2 separate regions of the Homo sapiens genome follow, and region 2 is linked to region 1. Evidence: read pairs that join two places in POLR2A ChIA-PET (ENCODE). Cell type or tissue: K562. All regions are shown on one strand. Links, peaks and the distances in the headings refer to the core of each region. The heading gives the core; the rest is flanking DNA. Region 1 has its middle 190 kb from the start of JARID2-DT. Region 2 has its middle 34 kb from the start of JARID2-DT.

Evidence for each region. Peaks named below come from ENCODE experiments on the same cell type or tissue, not always from the same donor. Only the 100,000 strongest peaks of a DNase experiment are listed, where the experiment ranks them.
Region 2: POLR2A ChIA-PET joins it to region 1 with 6 read pairs; 3 of 35 experiments call an interaction of 5 or more read pairs at or near these places.

Annotation. Positions count from the first base shown.
Region 1 is chr6:15,052,434-15,062,719 of GRCh38, forward strand. No RefSeq gene overlaps it. Among named protein-coding and RNA genes, the nearest start is that of JARID2-DT, 190 kb to the right of the region's middle. In K562, for the core only: no CTCF peak of the experiment used is centred there; a DNase peak (open chromatin) is centred at 6,428.
Region 2 is chr6:15,206,155-15,216,440 of GRCh38, forward strand. No RefSeq gene overlaps it. Among named protein-coding and RNA genes, the nearest start is that of JARID2-DT, 34 kb to the right of the region's middle. RefSeq lists an enhancer at 699-1,251 and a silencer at 5,951-6,115. In K562, for the core only: no CTCF peak of the experiment used is centred there; DNase peaks (open chromatin) are centred at 4,787, 5,063 and 5,497.

The DNA of each region.
Region 1 (10,286 bases), core at 3,312-8,311:
TAAGAATCCTCAGAACTCATGGAAAATATTGTTGGGGAAGAGTCCTGCATTGGGAGTCAAAATCCTGTGTGATAATTTTGTCCCTATCACTAAATAATTGTGACCATAGACAATTTATTGAACCTCTTGGAGCCTCTATTTGGTCCTGGAGAGACCACAACATCACATAACAGCATGACATAACATTAAATGGTTGGAACACAATACAAAGACACTTTTATTATTTCACGTATGTTCCCTATACTTTGTAAATCTTTTATCTGAAACAAATTGTATATGTTAATTCCTTTTTTCATGAGATAACCAGTGTTACCACACCTAGCAACTATTATTCCATTAAAAGCAAACTATTGAAAAACCTTGACATTTCAATTATACTATACCCTCTTCCCACAGACAAATGATGCGTGGTTTTTGTTAGACTTCCTGAAATACAGGCATACCTCAGATATATTGTGAGTTCAGTTCCAGACCACTGCAATAAAGCAAGTCACATGAAGATTTTGGTTTCTCAGTGTATATACAGGTTATGTTTTCACTATACTGTAGTCTATTAAGTGTAAGATGGCATTATGTATAAATAAATAATGTACATACCTTAATTTTAAAACACTTGATTGCTTAAAAATGCTAACTATGATCTAAGTCTTCAGCAAGCCGTAATGTTTATGCTGGGGAAGGGTCTTGTCTTGATGATGGCTGCTAACTGATCAGGATGGTGGCTGCTGAAGGTTACGGAGGCTGTGGCAATTTCTAAAAAGAAGACATCAGTGAAGTTCGCAGCATCAATTTACTCTTCATTTTACAAAAGATTTCTCTGTACCATGAGATGCTGTTTGATAGCATTTTACCCACAGAACTTCTTTCAAAATTGGAGTGAATCTTCTCAAATTCTGCTGCTGCTTTATCGATTAAGTTTATGTAGTACTGTAAGATGTTTGTTGTTATTCCAACAATGTTCACAGCATCTTCACCAGGAGAAGATTTCACCTCAAGAAAATTCCATTCTTAGCCAGACGTGGTGGCTCACGCCTGTAATCCCAACACTTTGGGAGGCTGAGGCGGGTGGATCACGAGGCTAGGAGTTTGAGACCAGCCTGGCCAACATGGCACAACCCTGTCTCTACTAAAAATACAAAAATTAGCCGGGCATGGTAGTGGACGCCTGTAATCCCAGCTACTCGGGAGGCTGAGGCAAGAGAATCGCTTGAACCCAGGAGGCAGAGGTTGCAGTGAGCGAGATTGTACCATTGCACTCCAGCCTGGGCGACAAGAGCAAGACTCCGTCTAAAAAAAAAAAAAAATCCCATTCTTGGCCAGGCACGGCGGCTCACGCCTGTAATCCCAGCACTTTGGGAGGCCGAGGCAGGCAGGTCACCTGAGGTCACGTGTTCAAGATCAGCCTGGCCAACATGGTGAAACCCCGTCTCTACAAAAATACAAAAATTAGCTGGGTATAATGGTGGGTGCCTGTAATCCCAGCTATTCAGGAAGCTGGGGTGGGAGAATTGCTTGAACCTGGGAGGTGGAGGTTGCAGTGAGCCGAGATCATGCCATTGCACTCCAGCATGTGTGACAGAGTGAGACTCAGTCTCAAAAAAAAAAAAAAAAAAAAAAAGAGGAAAATCCCAATCTTTTCTCATCCTTAAAAATCAACTCCTCATCCATTCAAGTTTGATGAGATGGCAGCAATTCAGTCACATCTTCAGGCTCCACTTCTATTTCTCTTGCTGTTTCTTTCCTTTTCTTTTCTTTGAGACAGAGTTTTACTCTTGTTGCCCAGGCTGGAGTGCAACGGCGCAATCTTGGCTCACTGCAACCTCCTCCTCCCAGGTTCAAGCCATTCTCCTGCCTCAGCTTCCCAAGGCATGCACCACGATGCCTGGCTAATTTTTTGTTTTTTTTTAGTAAAGACAGTGGTCTCACCATGTTGGCCAGGCTGGTCTCAAACCCCCGACCTCAGGTGATCTGCCTACCTCAGCCTCCCAATGTGCTGGGATTACAGGTGTGAGCCACCATGCCTGGCCTTCTCATGCTGTTTCTACCACATCTGCAGTTCCTTCCTCCACTAAAATCTTGAACCTTTCAAAGTCATCCACGAGGGTTGGAAATCAACCTCTTTCAAACTCCTATTAATGTTAATATTTTGACCTTCTCCCATGAATCATGAATTGTTCTTAATTGGCATCTAGAATGGTGAATCCTTTCCTGAGAGGAATCATTATCTATGATTTTATAGCCATAGCCTTACAAAATGTATCTTTTTAAATCATAAGACTTGAAAGTTGAAATTACTCCTTGATCCACGGGCAGCAGAATGGATGCCGTATTAGGGGCACAAAAACGACATGAATCTCCTTATACATCTCCCTCAGACCTCAGACCTCTTGGATGACCAGGTGCATCATCAATAAACAGTAATATTTTGAAAATTTATTTATTTATTTTTTTTCTGAGCAGTACTTCTCAACAGTGGGCTTAAAATGTTCAGTAAACCATGCCATAAACAGATGTACTGTCATCCAGGCTTTGTTGTTTCATTTATACAGCACAGGCAGAGTAGCTTCAGCATAATTCTTAAGGACCCTAGGATTTTTGGAATGGTAAATGAGTAGCAGCTTTAAACGTAAAGTCACCAGCTGCATCAGCCTCTAACGAGAGAGTCAGCCCGTCCTTTGAAGCTTTGAAGCCAGGCACTGCTCTCTAGCTAAGAAAGTCTTAGATGGCATTCTCTTCCTTTTATTTATTTATTTATTTTTGAGACTGAGGAGTTGATTTTTAAGCATGAGAAAAAAATGGGATTTTCCTCTTTCTTTTTTCCTTTTTTCTTTTCTTTTTTTTTCTTTTTTTTTTTTTTTTTTTTTTTTTGAGACGGAGTCTTGCTCTATTACCCAGGCTGGAGTGCAATGGCGTGATCTCGGCTCACTGCAACCTCTGCCTCCCAGATTCAAGTGATTCTCCTGCCTCAGCCTCTTGAGTAGTTGAGATTACAGGCACCCACCGCCACTCTTGGCAAATTTTTGTACTTTTAGTAGAGACTGGGTTTCACCACGTTGGCCAGGCTGGTCTTGAACTCCTGACCTCAAGTGATCTGCTCACCTCAGCCTACCAAAGTTCTGGGATTACAGGTATGATCCACCATGCCTGGCCCTTTATTTTACTTTATTTATTTATTTGTATTTTACTTATTTATTTTTTTGAGATGGAGTCCCATTCTGTCACCCAGGCTGGAGTGCAGTGGCACGATCTCGGCTCACTACAACCTCTACCTCCCGGGTTCAAGCAATTCTCCTGCCTCAGCCTCCCGAGTAGCTAGGATTATAGGTGCCCGCCACCACACCCAGCTAATTTTTTTTTTTTTTATTTTTAGTAGAGACGGGGGTTTCACCATCTTGGCCAGGCTGGTCTCGAACTCCTGACCTCATGATCCACCCGCCTCGGCCTCCCAAAGTGCTGGGATTACAGGCGTGGGTCACCGCCCCTGGCCTATTTATTTATTTATTTATTTATTTATTTATTTATTTATTTTTAGTGATAGCCAAGATTTTCTTTTTTTTTTTTTTCTTTTTTTATCTTCATCTAATATAAGGCTATTGTGCCTACATTGAAAACTTGCTGTTGGCTGGGCGAGGTGGCTCACGCCTGTAATCCCAGCACTCTGGGAGGCCGAGGCAGGCAGATCACCTGAGGTCAAGAGTTCAAGACCAGCCTGACCAGGCCGGGCGAGGTGGCTCATGCCTGTAATCCCAGCACTTTGGGAGGCAGAGGCGGGCAGATCACCTGAGGTCCGGAGTTCGAGACCAGCCTGACCAACATGGAGAAACCCCGTCTCTACTAAAAATACAAAATTAGCCGGGCGTGCTTGTGCACGCCTATAATCCCAGCTACTCGGGAGGCTGAGGCAGGAGAATCACTTGAACCCCGGAGGCAGAGGTTGTGGTGAACCGAGACCATGCCATTGCATTCCGGCCTGGGCAACAATGATGAGAAAAAAAAAAAAAAAAAGACCAGCCTGACCAACATGATGAAACCCTGTCTCTACTAAAAACACAAAATTATCCGGGCATGGTGGCACATGCCTGTAATCCCAGCTACTCAGGAGGCTAAGACAGGAGAGTTGCTTGAACCCAGCAGGCGGAGGTTGCAGTGACCCAAGACTGCACTATTGCACGCCAGCCTGGGCAACAAGAACGAAACTCTGTCTCAAATAAAAAAAAAAAGATAAAAAAAACCCCTGCTGTTTAGTGTAGCCACCTTCATCAGTTATCTTAGATTTTCTGGATAACTTGCTGCAGCTTCCCCATCGGCACTTGCTATTAAATTTCACTTTGCACTTTTCTGTTATGGAGACAGCTTCTTTAAATTTTGTGAACCAAATTCTGCTAATTTCAAACTTTGCTTCTGCAGCTTCCTCACCTCTCTCAGTCTTTATAAAATTGAAAAGAGTTAAAACATTTCATTGGATTAGGCTTTGAATCTAGGGAGTATTGTGGCTACGTTGATCTTCTGCCTAGATCACTAAAACCTTCTCCGTATCAGCAATAAGGCTGCTTCACTTTCCCATTACTTGTGTGTTTACTGGAGTCGCACTTTTAATTTATTTCAAGAACTTTTCCTTCATATTCACAAGTTTGCTAACTATTTGGCACAAGAGGCCTAGCTTTGGGCCTACCTCAGCTTTTGACATGGCTTTCTCACTAAGCTTAATCATTTCTAGCTTTTGATTAAAGTGAGACATATGACTCTTCCTTTTACTTGAACATTTAAGGCCATTGTAGGGTTATTAATTGGCCTAATTTCAAATGATTGCATCTCAGAGAACAGGAAGGCCCAAAGAGAGGGAGAGAGATGGGAGAATAGCCAGTTGGTGAAGCAGTCAGCACACACATATTTATCAATTAAGTCTGCTATCTTATATGGGCGTAGTTCATGGTGTCCCAAAACAACTACAAGAGTGACATCAAAGATCACCAATTTGGGAATGATAGTAAGAGAAGTAAACCAAACAAATAGGCTTGGCACAGTGGTTCATACCTGTTATCCCAGCATTTTGGGAGGCCAAGGTGGGAGGATTGCTTGAGCTCAGAAATTTGAGACCAACCTGGGCAACATGGTGAGACCACCATCTCTACAAAAAATACAAAAATTAGCTGGACATGGTGGCACACACCTGTAGTCTCAGCCAGATGGGAGGCTGAGGCAGGAGGATTGCTTGACCTGGGAGGTCAAGACTGCAGTGCGTCAAGATCATGCCACTGCCCTCCAGCCTGGGCACAGAGTGAGACCCAGTCTCAAAAACAAGCAAATAGGCTGGGTGCGGGGGCTCACACCTGTAATCCCAGTACTTTGGGAGGCTGAGGCGGGTGGATCACCTAAGGTCAGGAGTTTGAGACCAGCCTGACCAACATGATGAGACCCTATCTCTACTAAAAAACATACAAAATTAGCCAGGCGTGATGGTGCATGCCTGTAATCCCAGCTACTCAGGAGGCTGAGGCAGGAGAATCGCTTGAACCGGAGAGGCGGAGGTTGCAGTGGGCCGAGATCGTGCCATTGCACTCCAGCTTGGGCTGCAGAGTGAGACTCCATCAAAACAAACAAACAAACAACAACAACAAAAAACAAGCAAACAAACTAAAAGATGATCACTTAACCATAGATCATCGTAACAGACATAATAATAATGAAACAGTTTGAAATATTCCAAGAATTACCAAAATGTGACACAGAGACAGGAAGTAAGCACATGCTGTTGGAAAAACAGCACAGATAGACTTGCTTGAAGCACGGTTGCCAGGAACCTTCAATTTGTTTAAAAAAAAAAAAAAGAGAGAGAGAGAGAGAGAGGTATCTGCAAAGAAGCAATGCACTAAGGTGAAGCGCAATAAAAGGAAGTATGCCCGTATTGAAAAAAGCCTGAGGACTCCTATTACCATATTCAGGGAGGCTGAGCCCTCTGGGTATCCCGGGTGGAAAACACTCTACTGGATGACTGATAAGCTCTAAAATTCAATTATTCTGATAACTTCACAGATGCCTGCAAATCAGTACAAATATATGACCTAAAGGAAATAGGCTTTACACATAGAAAGAAGTTAAAAAGAAAAATAGCTGCTTTAAGTTGGGTGCAGCTTAAGGGTTAAATACCGCTTTCAAATATATTGCCCTTGTGGTGATGATAGCATCTGCAGGCCAGTAAACTCTTGCCTCCACCTAATAATTGACTAATAACATGTATCGAGTGTCTTCTGTATGCATATAAATACTTTTCATCTATTGTCTCAATTTCCACCGGCCCCTGCTAGAGTCTTACATGTTGGTATCTTAGTCTGTTCAGGCTGCTATGACAAAAATACTATAGACTGGGTGGTTCAAATAACATTCTTTTTTTTTTTTCTCTCTCTCTCTCGCAGTTCTGAAGGCTGGAAGTACAAGATAAGGTGCCACTAGATTCAGTATCTGGTGAGGGCTTGTTTTTGGTTCACAGATTACCATCTTCTTGCTAAAACCTCAAATGTCAGAAGGAGCAAGGGGTTCTCCAGGGTCTTTCCTTTTTTAAAAAAAATTTAGATTCAGGGGATACGTGTGCACATTTACTACATGGGTATATTGCAATAATGTGTTCTGGTAGGTGCTGAGCTTCTAGAGTACCCATTACACAGATAATGAGCATGGTACCCACTAGGTAGTTTTTCAATCCTTGTCCCCACCCCACGGAGGGTCTCCTTTATATGGACACTGTCTTAGTCTGTTCTGCTGCTATCACAAAAGACCTTAGACTGGGTAATTTAGAAACAAAAGAAATGTATTACTCTCAATTCTGAAGGCTGGGAGGTCCAAGATCAAGGTACCAGCAGATTCGATGTCTGGCGAGGACCTTCTTACAGGTTCATAGATTGTGTCTCCTGCTGTGTCTTCATATGGCAGAAGGAATGAAGAAGCTCCCTTGGGTTTCTTTTATAAGGGCACTAATCTCACTCATGAGGGCTCCACCCTTATGACCAAGTCATATCCCTCTTATTACTGCATTGGAGATTAGGTTTCAACCTATGAATCTGGGTGAGGGGGGCCACAAATATTCAAACCATAGCAGGTATTAATCTTACTCATAAGAGCTCTGTCTTACAGCCTAATCAGCTACCAAAGCTCCACCTCCTAATATCATTACATTAGGGGTTATGATTTCAACATACGAATATTGGTGGGGACAAAAACAGTCATTCTATAGCAGGTAGCTACTAATATTATATCACCCCATCCTTCAGATGAAAAAATCCAAGTTCAGAGAATAGAGCTGAAACTACATCCAGACTGTCTGACTCCCGTCCTGAGCCCCTAACCTTTATGCTACACTGCTTCTTGATATCTCCATGGGCCATTAAATGACACCGCTTGAAATAAAAGCAATGGCCGAGTACTGTGGCTCACACCTGTAATCCCAGCACTTTGGGGGGCCAAGGCAGGAGAATCACCTGAGGTCAGGAGTTCAAGGCCAGCCTGGCCAAAATGGTGAAATCCCGTTTCTACTAAAAATACAAAAATTAGCCCAGTGTCATGGTGGGCGCCTGTAGTCTCAGCTACTTGGGAGGCTGAGGCAGGGAGAATTGCTTGAACCTGGGAGGCTGAGGTTGCAATGAGCCAAGATCATGCCACTGCACTCCAGCCTAGGTGACACAGTGATACTCTGTCTCAAAAAAATAAATAAATAAATAAAATAAAATAAGACCAATGGCATTTGTATTAATTTCCTAGAGTTAGCCAGGCGCAGTGGCTCACGCCTGTAATCCCTGCACTTTGGGAGGCCGAGGCAGGTGGATCACCTGAGGTCAGGAGTTCGAGACCAGCCTGGCCAACATGATGAAACCCCGTCTCTACTACAAATACAAAAAATTAGCTGGGAGTTGTGGCACACACCTGTAATCCTAGCTACTCGGGAGGCTGAGGCAGGAAAATCGGTTGAACTCGGGAGGCGGAGGTTGCAGTGAGCCAAGACTGCACCATTGCACTTCAGCCTGGGCAACAAGAGCAAAAAAACTCTGTCTCAAAAAAAAAAAAAATTCCTAGGATTATCACAGAAATTACCTCGAATTTAAATCTATTCCCACAGTTCAGGAGGCCAGGAAGTCCAAAATCAAGGTGACAGGAAGGTTGGTTCCTTCTGGAGGCTTTGATAGAGAATCCATTCCATGCCTGTCTCCTAACTTCTGGTAGGTATTGGCAGTCAGTGTTTTGACTTGTAGCTGCCTCACTCCAATCCCTGCCTTTGTGTTCACATTGTATTCTTATTTATGTGTCCTTTTGTCTTCTGTCTCTCTCTTTTTTTTTTCTTTCTTTCTTTCTTTCTTTTTTTTTTTTTTTTTTTTTTGAGGTGGAATCTCACTCTGTCACCCAGGCAGGAGTGCAGTGGCACGATCCCAGCTCACTGCAACCTCTGCCTCCCAGGTTCAAGCAATTCTCCTGCCTCAGCCTCCCAAGTAGCTGGGATTACAGGTGCCCACCACCATGCCCAGCTAACTTTTGTATTTTTAGTAGAGACAGGGTTTCGCCATGTTGGCAAGACTGGTCTCAAACTCCTGACCTCAAGAGATCTGCCCACCTCAGCCTCCCAGAATGCTGGGATTACAGGCATGAGCCACCACACCCAGCCATCCATGGTTCTTTATTGGAAGCTGATGATAACTCTTATGTCCTAAAATTTAACCCACATGAGATTTACCATTCCCATTACATAGATATGATCCATTTTAAAACACAAACAAAAAATAGGGAACTGAGAAAATATTAAGAGATGATAGAAGACATATCAGCGGCATTTATTCAGCTAACAATTACTTAGCACTCTTGGGGGCCAAGAATTGTGCCACATGCCAGTCAAAAAACAAGAGACTTAGAGCCTGCCCTGGAGGAAGTCACAGTGAAATGAGAGAAGTGCCCTCAGGTGCCTGCAAAGGCATAGAGAAAGGAGCAGTGAGTGCTCCCCAGGGAGGCCAAGGAGACCTTCCACAAAGCAGGTGACATTTGAGCTGAGTCCTGAAAGATGAATGGGAGCACACCCGGGAGGGAGCCCGGGAAGGGCATTTCAGGCAAAGGACAAAGCAGAACAGAGCTTCCAATGCTGGGCCAGGTTGCTAAATTCAGCAAACAGTGAGCAGTTTCCTTTTTTTTTTTTTTTTTTTTTCTTTTGAGACAGAGTCTCACTCTGTCGCCCAGGCTGGAGTGCAGTGGGCCAATCTTGGCTCACTGCAACCTCCACATCCCGGTTCAAGCAATTCTCGTGCCTCAGCCTCCTGAGTAGCTGGGATTACAGGCATGTGCCACCATGCCTGGCTAATTTTTGTATTTTTAGTAGAGATGGGGTTTCGCCATGTTGGCCAGGCTGGTCTCAAACTCCTGACCTTAGGTGATCTGCCCACATCGGCCTTCCAAATTCGTGGGATTACAGGTGTGAGGCACTGTGCCTGGCTGCCTTTTTTTTTTTTTTTTTTTTTTTGAGACAGGGTGTTATTCTGTTTCCCAGGCTGAGTGAAGTAGTGGCTCACTGTAGCCTCAACTTCCCAGGCTCAAGCGATCCTCCCACCTCGGCCTCCTGAGTAGCTGGGACCACAGGCATGCACCATCATGTCCTGTTATTTTTTGTAGAGATGGGGTCTCACTATGTTGCCCAGTCTGGTCTGAAACTGCTGGACTCAAGATCCTCCCACCTCAGCCTTCCAAATTATTGGGATTACAGACATGAGCCACCATGCCCAGCTTAGGACTCATTTTTATTCCATCAGTCTCTGCCCAAAAACTTTCAGTGATTTTTTGTTGTTTAAGACATGTAACCCAAACCCTTCATTTTATAATCCTGGCAGCCTGTCACCCAGCTCAAATCATGACTTCCCGGCACAAAGCTTGTGCTGCAGTCCATCTGTCTCCCTGATCCGTCCCTTATAGAAAGTGAACACCTGCTCTTGCCACAGCTGTCACATGGAGGGACTCCGCCCAGGCCCCTCAGTCTACAAAATTCCAACCGTTCTTGAGAACTTGCTCATTTGCCACACTTCCCTAAGCTGAACATCTAAAGGTAATTCTTCAGGGTCAAAAACTGGGCCTTCCCATATTAAGAGGCATCCCAAGAATGATGACATCACATGTCCTTCTAAGGAATCGAACACTAGCGATTGTGAACTCCAGCAAGAAGATGTTTTGTCTTTGAGATGAGTAATGAGGAGAAAATGGCGTGACGATGGCATTACACGGATAAGGGTCTATTATTCCTTATCCACAATGCTGAAATTCAAGAA
Region 2 (10,286 bases), core at 2,664-7,663, 150 kb after region 1:
ACGGAGTCTCGTTCTGTCGCCCAGGCTGGAGCGCAGTGGCGCCATCCCGGCTCACTGCAAGCTCTGCCTCCCGGGTTCACGCCATCCCCTGAGAGAACATATTTATTTCCCCTCGTATAAGGGAAAGTCCTCACATGCTCAAATCAGAAATCCTTCCAGTTTAGATGTGCTTTGGATCTGCAGAGGCTTTTATTCCCTCTTTCATGAAATGAATCATAATTAATAATAGCCAGAGGATGAGGAATTACAGTCATGCCTTCGGATGTGTCTTCAGCCTAGCGAATGATGACAGCAATGACGAAGCATTTCATCAGCTTGAACACATCCTTCACCCCAGAATTTCCACCTGGTACCCCCACAGAAGAGCCCTCACAATGTGGTTGGAAGAGCAGAGGAAATGAGGCCCAGTTAGTCAACTGCCTCGTGCAACTCCTACTAAACCAGTGATTCAGCTCTTGGCCCACAAAAACCAACTTTTTTATTCCTAAGAGAAAAAAGAGAAAGAATTCAAAGTTAGTACTGATTTAGGAAAATGAATCAAATTCCCTCTGAGCAAATGAAAGTCAGCAGAATTGCTAAAAGTCCACTAATTTTCCACTAAGTTATTTCACTTTCTGGAAGTTTATCCACTCAGATAATCAACAAAAGCCACATCTATAGAGAGGTGGGTAAAGAAGGTAGGCCAGCTTCTGGAACTGTCTGGATTACTCCTAAACATGAGGGGAAATATTTCACACTCACAGAACTGCAGGAAAATAAAACACATGAGAAAAAAAAAAAAAAAAAAGGATTAGGTCAGGTGCGGTGGCTCCTGCCTGTATTCCCAGCACTTTGGGAGGCCAAGGCAGTAGGATTGCTTGAGGCCAGGAGTTCAAGACCAGCCTGGGCAAAATAGTAAGACCCCATCTCTATGAAATACACAAAAATTAATGGGGCATGGTGGTGCATGCCTTTAGTTCTGTCAGAGGCATTTGAACCAGAGCAACTCCATCTTGAGTAGGGGCTAGGTAAAATAAGGCTGAGACCTGCTGGGCTGCATTCCTAGGAGGTCAAAGCATTCTTTATTACAACATGAGGTAGGAGGTCGACACAGGATACAGGTCATAAAAACTTTGCTGATAAAATAGTTTGCAGTAAAGAAGCCTCCTAGAACCCACTAAAACCGAGATGGCCACGAGAGTGACCTCTGGTCGTCCCCACTGCTACACTCCCATCATCGCCATGACAGTCTACAAATGCCATGGAAAATGTCAGGAAGTTACCCTATATGATCCAAACAGGGGAGGCGGCCGGGAGCGGTGGCTCACGCCTGTAATCCCAGCACTTTGGGATGCTGAGGCGGGTGGATCACGAAGTCAGGAGATCAAGACCATTCTGGCTAACATGGTGAAACCCCGTCTCTACTAAAAATACAAAAAAAAAATTAGCCGAGTGTGGTGGTGGGCGCCTGTAGTCCCAGCTACTCTGGAGGCTGAGGCAGGAGAATGGCGTGAACCCGGGAGGCAGAGCTTGCAGTGAGCAGAGATCATGCCACTGCACTCCAGTCTGGGCAACAGAGCGAGACTTCCTCTCAAGAAAAAATAAATAAATAAATAAATAAATAAAGCAAGAATAATCCACCTGTTGTTTAGCATATAATCAAGAAATAACCATAAAAATGGTCAACCCTCAGGGCTGCTCTGTCTACAGAGGGGCTACTCTTTTATTCCTCTACTTTCTTAATAAACTTGCTTTCACTTTCCTCTATGGGCTCCCCTGAGTTCTTTCTTGCGTGAGATCCAAGAACCCACTCTTGGCGTCCAGCAACAGTTCCACCTACCCAAGAGGCTGAAGCGGGAGGATCACTAGAGCCAGAGAGATTGAGGCTGCAGTGAGCTATGACCTCACCACTGCACTCCAGCCTGGGCTACAGAACAAGACCCAGTCTCAAAAAAAAAAAAAAAAAGAGAAAAGAAAAAAAAGAGGACTGAGTCAGCCTTTTCACTTATTATCCCTCTGGCCCTCATTCCTCCTTTTGGTTTGAGAACTAAGGTTTTTGTCATCACAAGTGCAAATGAGTCTTATTCATTCAAGGGAGTCAGGCTTAGCCTGACCCCTTTACTAACTGTGAGCAGTGGATTGTTAAACCTAATAAGCATATGCACATTTGTTCTAAGAACAAATAGCTTTGGGGTAAGATGCAAGATGACCTGCCTTGGAAATAAAATATTAAGTACTTAACATTTTACCATAAACAGTTGCCTAATGTCTAATCGAGTGGGATTTGATGTCTTATTATTTGATCCAGCTTCAGCTATTTTCTATGACTGAATTCAGGATCCCCTCCACCACCATCATCAGTACCTTCCATTACCCATCCAGCTCTCAACAGATCTTCTTTTAGCCTTTAAATGACTCTGAGCCCACACACAGAAAAAAAAGAAGTTGTTTTAGGTTCAAGAAACTGCCCTTTCCTCTTTTTAATTACAGTATATCCAAATGGTAAGTGCTTTTATTTGCATTTGAAGGAAAAATTCAAAGAGTTGGGGTTGGAATGAGGAAGTTCTTAAACATCTTTCCTAAATATCCTGACAATGAAAACCCATAGAAAGGGAAAGACTCCAAGACTAGCAAGGGTAATGATAAACAAAACAAAATAAACTATCCAAAAGAGAGAAAATCCCTGATCTCTCTTTTCTCTTTCTTCCCCTTTGGCTTCTTTAGTGGGTTATCTCCTTTTTGCCCACAGGCAGAGCATCCAGATTTCTTTCAGAATAACAATGGCTGTTATCTAATTCCTAAACTATTCCTTTCATCTTAAACCTTCCCGAGGCAAATCCTCCATCTCCCTCCTAGCCTCACCCTCAAGCACTTTATTTTAGCCATGATATATATGTATGTGTATATATATATATAGTTGCCCAAGCTGGAGTGCAATGGCGTGATCCCGGCTCACCGCAACCTCTGCCTCCTGGGTTCTAGTGATTCTCCTGGTCAGCCTCCCGAGTAGCTGGGATTACAGGCATGCACCACCACACCCAGCTAATTTTTTGTATTTTTAGTGGAGACAGGGTTTCTCCATGTCGGTCAGGTTGGTCTCGAACTCCCAACGTCAGGTGATCCGCCCACCTCGGCCTCCCAAAGTGCTGGGATTACAGGCGTGAGCCACTATGCCCGGCTTAGCCATGCTATATTTTTAATTCTCAGAATTGTTTCTACCGATACAATGGAGTATGCTTCTCTGAAATGTTTCTACTGTTGGTGGACATCACATCAGTACTTCTTACCTTTCCTTTACCCTTAAGTTGAAAGGGAAGGGTGTGAAACATTAGAAACTTTGGATAGTCATAGAAATACAGACTGCCTCACCTCCCTATCCATTTCTCCTCCAAAAGAGGAAAGAGGACTTCCTTTATTTATTTATTTTTATTTTTTTTGAGATGGAGTCTCTGTCACCCAGGCTAGAGTGCCGTGGCGCGATCTCGGCTCACTGCAAACTCCACCTCCCAGGCTCAAGCAATTTTCCTACTTCAGGCTCCCGAGTAGCTGGGACTACAGGCGCGTGCCACTATGCCCACTTAATTTTTGTATTTTAAGTAGAGACGGGGTTTCACCATGTTGGGCAGGCTGGTCTCAAACTCCTGACCTCAGGTGATCCACCCACCTCGGCCTCTCAAAGTGCTGGGACTACAGGCCTGAGCCACTGCACCCGCCTGGAAAGAGGAGCTTCTTAACCGAAGGGCTCAGCAATGAAGCCTAGACAGGAGTCTTGGATCACTTACTTCCCTCCTTGATTTACTAACTTACAAAAGTTTTTAATTGGCCTGCAATGTGCCATGCACTTATTCTAGGCCCTGGGTTTACAGCAGTCTACATGACAACAAGGATTCTGCAATCATGGGAGTTCTTATTCTGGTGAAGGACACCAGCAGTGTGCAAATGAATAATATATGGCTGGTATGAAGAAAACGAACAGTAATGTGATAAGAATTGGGATAGAAGTCAGAAAAGGTCTTGCAGAGAAGATGACATTCACGCTAAGACCTGTAGGAATATCTCACATGTGGGAAAATCAGAAGAGCCATTCTGAGGAAGGAGGGGTGCAAATGCAGGAGGTTGACCTGTTATAGGCAGCAAGGTGATTTGGGTGACTGGACCTTATTAGCTAGGAAGGAAGTGGTAGTGTTAGGGACATTGGAACCAGAGCAACTCCATTTTGAATAGGGGCTGGGTAAAATAAGGCTGAGACATAATGGGCTGCATTCCCAGACAGTTAGGCATTCTAAGTCACAGGATGAGATAGGAGGTCGACACAAGATACAGGTCATAAAGACCTTGCTGATAAAACAGGTTGTAGGCCAGGCGCAGTGGCTCACGCCTGTAATCCCAGCACTTTGGGAGGCCAAGGAGGGCAGATCACCTGAGGACAGGAGTTCAAAACCAGCCTGGCCAACATGGCAAAACCCCGTCTCTACTAAAAATACAAAAATTAGCCAGGCGTGGTGGCGGGTGCCTGTACTCCCAGCTACGTGGGAGGCTGAGGCAGGAGAATCACTTGAAGCCAGGAGGTGGAGGTTGCAGTGAGCCAAGATCGTGCCACTGCACTCCAGCCTGGGGAATAGGAGTGAGACTCAAAAAAAGAAAAAAAAAAAAACAAAAACAGGTTGCAGTAGAGAAGCCAGCCAAAACCCACCAAAACCAAGATGGCCTCTGGTCATCCTCACTGCTACACTCCCACCAGCGCCATGACGGTTCAGAAATACAAACACAACATCAGAAAGTTACTCTACATGGTCTAAAAAGGGGAGGAACCCACAGCAGCTACAGGAATTGCCCACCCCTTTCCTGGAAAGCTCATGAATAATTCACCCCTTATTTAGCATACAATCAAGAAAGACGCATAAAAATAAGCAACCAGCGCCCTTAGGGATGCTCTGCCTATTGGAGTAGCCATTCTTTCTTCCTCTACTTTCTTTTTTGTGTGTGTGAGCCACCATGCCCAGTCCTACATTTTTAAAAGACCTCTCTGACCATAGGTTGAAGAGTAGACTAGTGGGGAGAAAACCAGCAGTGATCTAGATGAAACGTAGTGGTGGCTTAAAATAGGAAGACTAGCTGGGCTGGTGGTTCAGGCCTGTAATCCCAGCACTTTAGGAGGTTGAGGCGGGTGGATCACGAAGTCAGGAGATCAAGACCATCCTGGGTAACACGGTGAAACCCCATCTCTACTGAAAATACAAAAATTTAGCCGGGCGTGGTGGCGGGCGCCTGTAATCCCAGCTACTCCAGAGGCTGAGGCAGGGGATTGCTTGAACCCAGGAGGCAGAGGTTGCAGTGAGCTGAGATTGTGCCACTGCACTCCAGCTTGGGTGACAGAAAGAGACTCTGTCTCAAAAAAAAAAAAAAAAAAAAAAAAAAAAAAAAAGGATGACAGCAATAGACATGAAGAGAAGTGGACAAATTGGGATCCAGGGTATATCTTGTCGGTACAGACAAGAGGATCTGATGTTGGATAGGCTGTTGGGGGTCCGAGAAAAAGGAGGAATGAAGGATGACTCCCTGGTGAATGTCTTGAGCAATTGGGTAGATGATGGTGATATTTATTGAGATAGAGATTAAAGAAGTTTATGCAGAGGAAACATCTGTGCTTCCTTTAACTCATTTGTAAAATGGAAACAGTAGTACCTGCTTCATAAGTTTATGGTCAGGATTAATTAAAATAAAAAGCCAGGTACTAGTATGTCCTCAAATAATGTTAATTAGTTATTGTCATATGCCGAGCATATGACAAAAAATTGAATACCTGCTCTTTTTTTTTTTTTTTTTTTTTTGAGATGGTGCAATCTCGGCTCACTGCAAACTCCGCCTCCCGGGTCCCGGTTCAAGCAATTCTCCTGCCTCAGCCTCCCGAGTAGCTGGGATTACAGGCATGCGCCACCACACCCAGCTAATTTCTGTATTTTTAGTAGAGGTGGGGTTTCACCATGTGGGCCAGGCTGGTCTTCAACTCCTGACCTCAGGTGATCCACCCACCTCGGCCTCCCAAAGTGCTGGGATTACAGGCGTGAGCCACTGTGCCAGGCTGAATACCTGCTCTTGGCTGAATGTGGTGGCTCACTCCTGTAATCCAAGCAGTTTGGGAGGCCAAGGCTGGCAGATCACTTGAAGTCAGGAGTTCAAAACCATCCTGGCTAATATGGTGAAACCCCATCTCTACTAAAAATACAATAAATTAGCTGGACACAGTGGCACGCACCTGTAGTCCGAGCTATTTGGGAGGCTGACGCAAGAGAATCACTTGAACCCGGGAGGCGGAGGTTGCAGTGAGCCAAGATGGCGCCACTGCACTCCAGCCTGGTGGTGACAGAGCAAGACTCCGTCTCAAAAAAAAAAAAAGGAAGCCTAGCATAAATAGAATATGACAAGTTGTTGGAATACGGGATAGTGAGGACAATCTAATTATTCAAGATGGTATAGAAGAAAATTTTCAATACAACAGTCCAAATAACAGAGGAGCTCCAAGACCAAACTGAATACTTTCTGTATTTACAGAAGACAGTCATAGATTCTTTTACAGTGCAGTATCCAACGCAGGCTGAGACTGTTTAACAATATGCTTTCTGAAGAAGTAAAAGAAAGCCGTGATTTGTTGCATTTGCCAGTTTGTGTGGTATAAATACTCCCATTGCAGCCAATTTCAAATTACCAATGTGATGTCAACCAGCTCACAACATTTCTGAAAATTTAACAATTGGTTCTTATAAATGATCTGAGCTATTTTCAGCTCACACTGAACTTAGAATATACTCAGCAAAAAGAGATAAATGATGACACTTAAGGAAGATGAATCTAGTCTAAGCGTTCAGTTTGAATAAGAAATAACAATTGAAGGTAAAAAGCTCTGTATCAGGCCAGGCACGGTGGCTCATGCCTGTAATCCTAGCACTTTGGGAGGCCTAGGTGGGCGGATCACCAGAGGTCAGGAGTTCAAGACCAGCCTGGCCAACATGGCAAAACCCCATCTCTACTAAAAATACAAAAATTAGCTGGGCGTGGTGGCGCATGCCTGTAATCCCAGCTACTCAGGAGGCTGAGGCAGGAGAATCACTAGAACCCAGGAGGCAGAAGTTGCAGTGAGTGAGATCGTGCCATTGCACTCCAGCCTTGGCAACAAGAGTGAAACTCCATCTCAAAAAAAAAAGAAGGTCTGTATGTACTTATTTACTTATTTATTTATTTATTTTTTATTTTTTATCTTTTATTTTTTTGAGATGGAGTCTCGCTCTGTCTCCCAGGCTGGAGTGCAGTGGCGCAATCTCGGCTCACTGCAAGCTCCGCCTCCCAGGTTCACGCCATCCTCCTGCTTCAGCCTCCCAAGTAGCTGGGACTACAGGTGCCCGCCACCACACCCGGCTAATTTTTTTTATTTTTAGTAGAGACGGGGTTTCACGGTGTTAGCCAGGATGGTCTTGATCTCCTGACCTCATGATCCACCCACCTTGGCCTCCCAAAGTGCTGTGATTACAGGTGTGAGCCACCGTGCCCGGCCCTGTATATACTTATTTAACAAATATTTACTGAGTATCTGCTGTGTATAAGAGAATGTGCTAGGTACCTGGGATATCCTTGTCTCACCATTTGGTAAACAGATAAAGTACCATCAAGTTTACATGAAGCTGACAATCCAGCCTGAAGTCCACTGTGGGGATTCACACTGAGTTGAGGTCTTAGAGTACTGATGGTAGAAACTGTCTGAGTAGCTAGAAACTACCTAAGAGTAAGTGGTGAGTCTGAGTTTTTTAGGTAGGATCTATGGCCGGATCTATGATATAGACATAGAAGAAATGAGAAAGCAAAGATCCGACCAAAGCTTCTAGTGCAAGAGACGTTATACATTAACCCAGAGATCAGAAAGGGAAGTTTGTACAGAATAGATGCTCAATAAATATTTGCTGAGTGTGGAAGTGTTTGATATTTGTAATAGCGTTCATAAAGTGTTCCAGTATATTTAATTTGTATGAATGAACTACATGTAATTAGTGATATAGAAACATAATATTTTAGGTCCACGAGGATGCAGCTGGGGGAAGTCCAGGGGAATTCTACAGGACAAGCAAACTGGTTCCTTCCACAAATAAATGGTGGGGTGGTGAGGGCAGATGGGAGGCAGATTAAAAAAGACACATCAACCAAAAACGATCTACGAACCATGTATAGATTCTGATTTGAATGAACTAACTATGAAATGACAATCATGGAAAAACTGAATATGGACAGCATATTAATGACGTGAAAGCATTTTGCTGATTTTTGTAGGGTGAAAAGGTATTATGTTTGTGTTTTATTTTTTATTTTCTTTTTGAGGTGGAGTTTTGCTCTTGTCGCCCAGCCTGGAGTGCAATGGTGCTATCTTGGCTCACTGTAACCCATGCCTCCTGGGTTCAAGTGATTCTCCTGTCTCGGCCTCTCAAGTAGCTGGGATTACAGGCACCCGCCACCACGCCGGCTAATTTTTTGTATTTTTAGTGGAGACATGATTTCAACCTGTTGGCCAGGCTGGTCTCGAACTCCTGACCTCAGGTGATCCACCAGCCTTAGCCTCCCAAAGTGCTGGGATTAAAGTGGTGAGCCACCACGCCCAGCCATGTTTGTGTTTTAGACAGAGAGAACAAAAGTTCCTTATCTATTAGACATACATAATGAAGTATTTACAGGAAGAATAAAGTGATGTCCCCAATTTATTTTAAAATACTCCAGAAAACAAAAAGTGAGAGGATAGATGAAACGAGAATGGCAAAATATTGATAATTGTTGAACTTGAGAGATGGCATACGAGGGCTCCCCATACTCATATATGCTTATTATTGATATGTTAAAAATTTTCCATAATTACCTGGGCATTGTGTCTCACACCTCTAATCCCAGCATGTTGGCAGGCCTAGGCAGGCAGATCCCTTGAGCCCAGGTGTTTGAGACCAGCCTGAGCAACATTGCAAAACCCTATCTCCTCAAAAATAAACAAAATAAACTGGGCATGTGTTGGAGCTTGTAGTCCCAGCTACTAGGAAGGCTGAGATGGGAGGATCACTTGAGCCTGGGAAGTGGAGGTTGCAGTGAGCTGAGATCATGCCACTGCACTCCAGCCTGGGCGACAGAGTGGAAAAAAAAGAGAAATATTTCTGTAATTAAAAGCTAAATTTAAAAAATGAGGAAGAAATCTTTTTTTTCTTTTTGAGACGGAGTTTCGCTCTTGTTGCCCAGGCTGGAGTGCAATGGTGCGATCTCGGCTCACTGCAGCCTCCACCTCCCGGGTTCAAGAGATTCTCCTGCTTCAGCCTGCTCTGAGTAGCTGGGATTACAGGCATGCGCCACCATGCCCGGCTAATTTTGTATTTTTAGTAGAGACGGGGTTTCTCCATGTTGGTCAGGCTGGTCTCGAACTCTAGAACTCAGGTGATCCTCCTGCCTCGGCCTCTCAAAGTGCTGGGTTTCCAGGTGTGAGCCATTGCACCCGGCCTGGAAATCTTAATAATTAAAAACTATAAAGAAAAATACAGGCTGGACACGGTGGCCTCTAATGCCGGCACTTTGGATGCTGAGGCAGGAGGAGCACTTAAACTTAAGAGTTTCTGACCAGACTAGACAATGTGGAAAAACACCATCTCTACTAAAAATATAAAAATTATCTGCTGGGCTCGGTGGCTCACGCCTGTAATCCCAACACTTTGGGAGGCCAAGGCAGGCAGTTTGAGACCAGTTTGGCCAACATAGTCACCCCATCTGTACTAAAAATCCAAAAAAATTAGCCGGGCATGGTGGCAGGCACCTGTAATCCCAGCTACTCAGGAGGTTGAGGCAGGAGAGTTGCTTGAACCCGGGAGGTGGAGGTTGCAGTGAGCCAAGATGGCACCACTGCACTCCAGCCTGGTGACAGTGCGAGACTCCATCTCAAAAAAAAAAAAAAGAAAAAAAAGAAAAAAATTATCCTGGCATAATGGCACATGCCTGCAGTCCCAGATACTCAGGAGGCTGAGGTTAGAGGTTTACTAAGCCCAGGGAGGTTGAGGTTGCAGTGATCCTTGATTGCACCACTGTACTCCATCCTAGGCGAAAGAGTGAGTCCCCGTCTCAAAACAAAAAAAATTAAAAAGGCCAGGCACGGTGGCTCACGCCTGTGATCTTAGCACTTTGGGAGACCAAGGAGGGTGGATCACCTGAGGTCAGGAGTTTGAGACCAGCCTGGCCAACATAGTGAAACCCCGTCTCTACTAAAATAAAAATAAAAATAAAAATAAAAATAAAAGTCG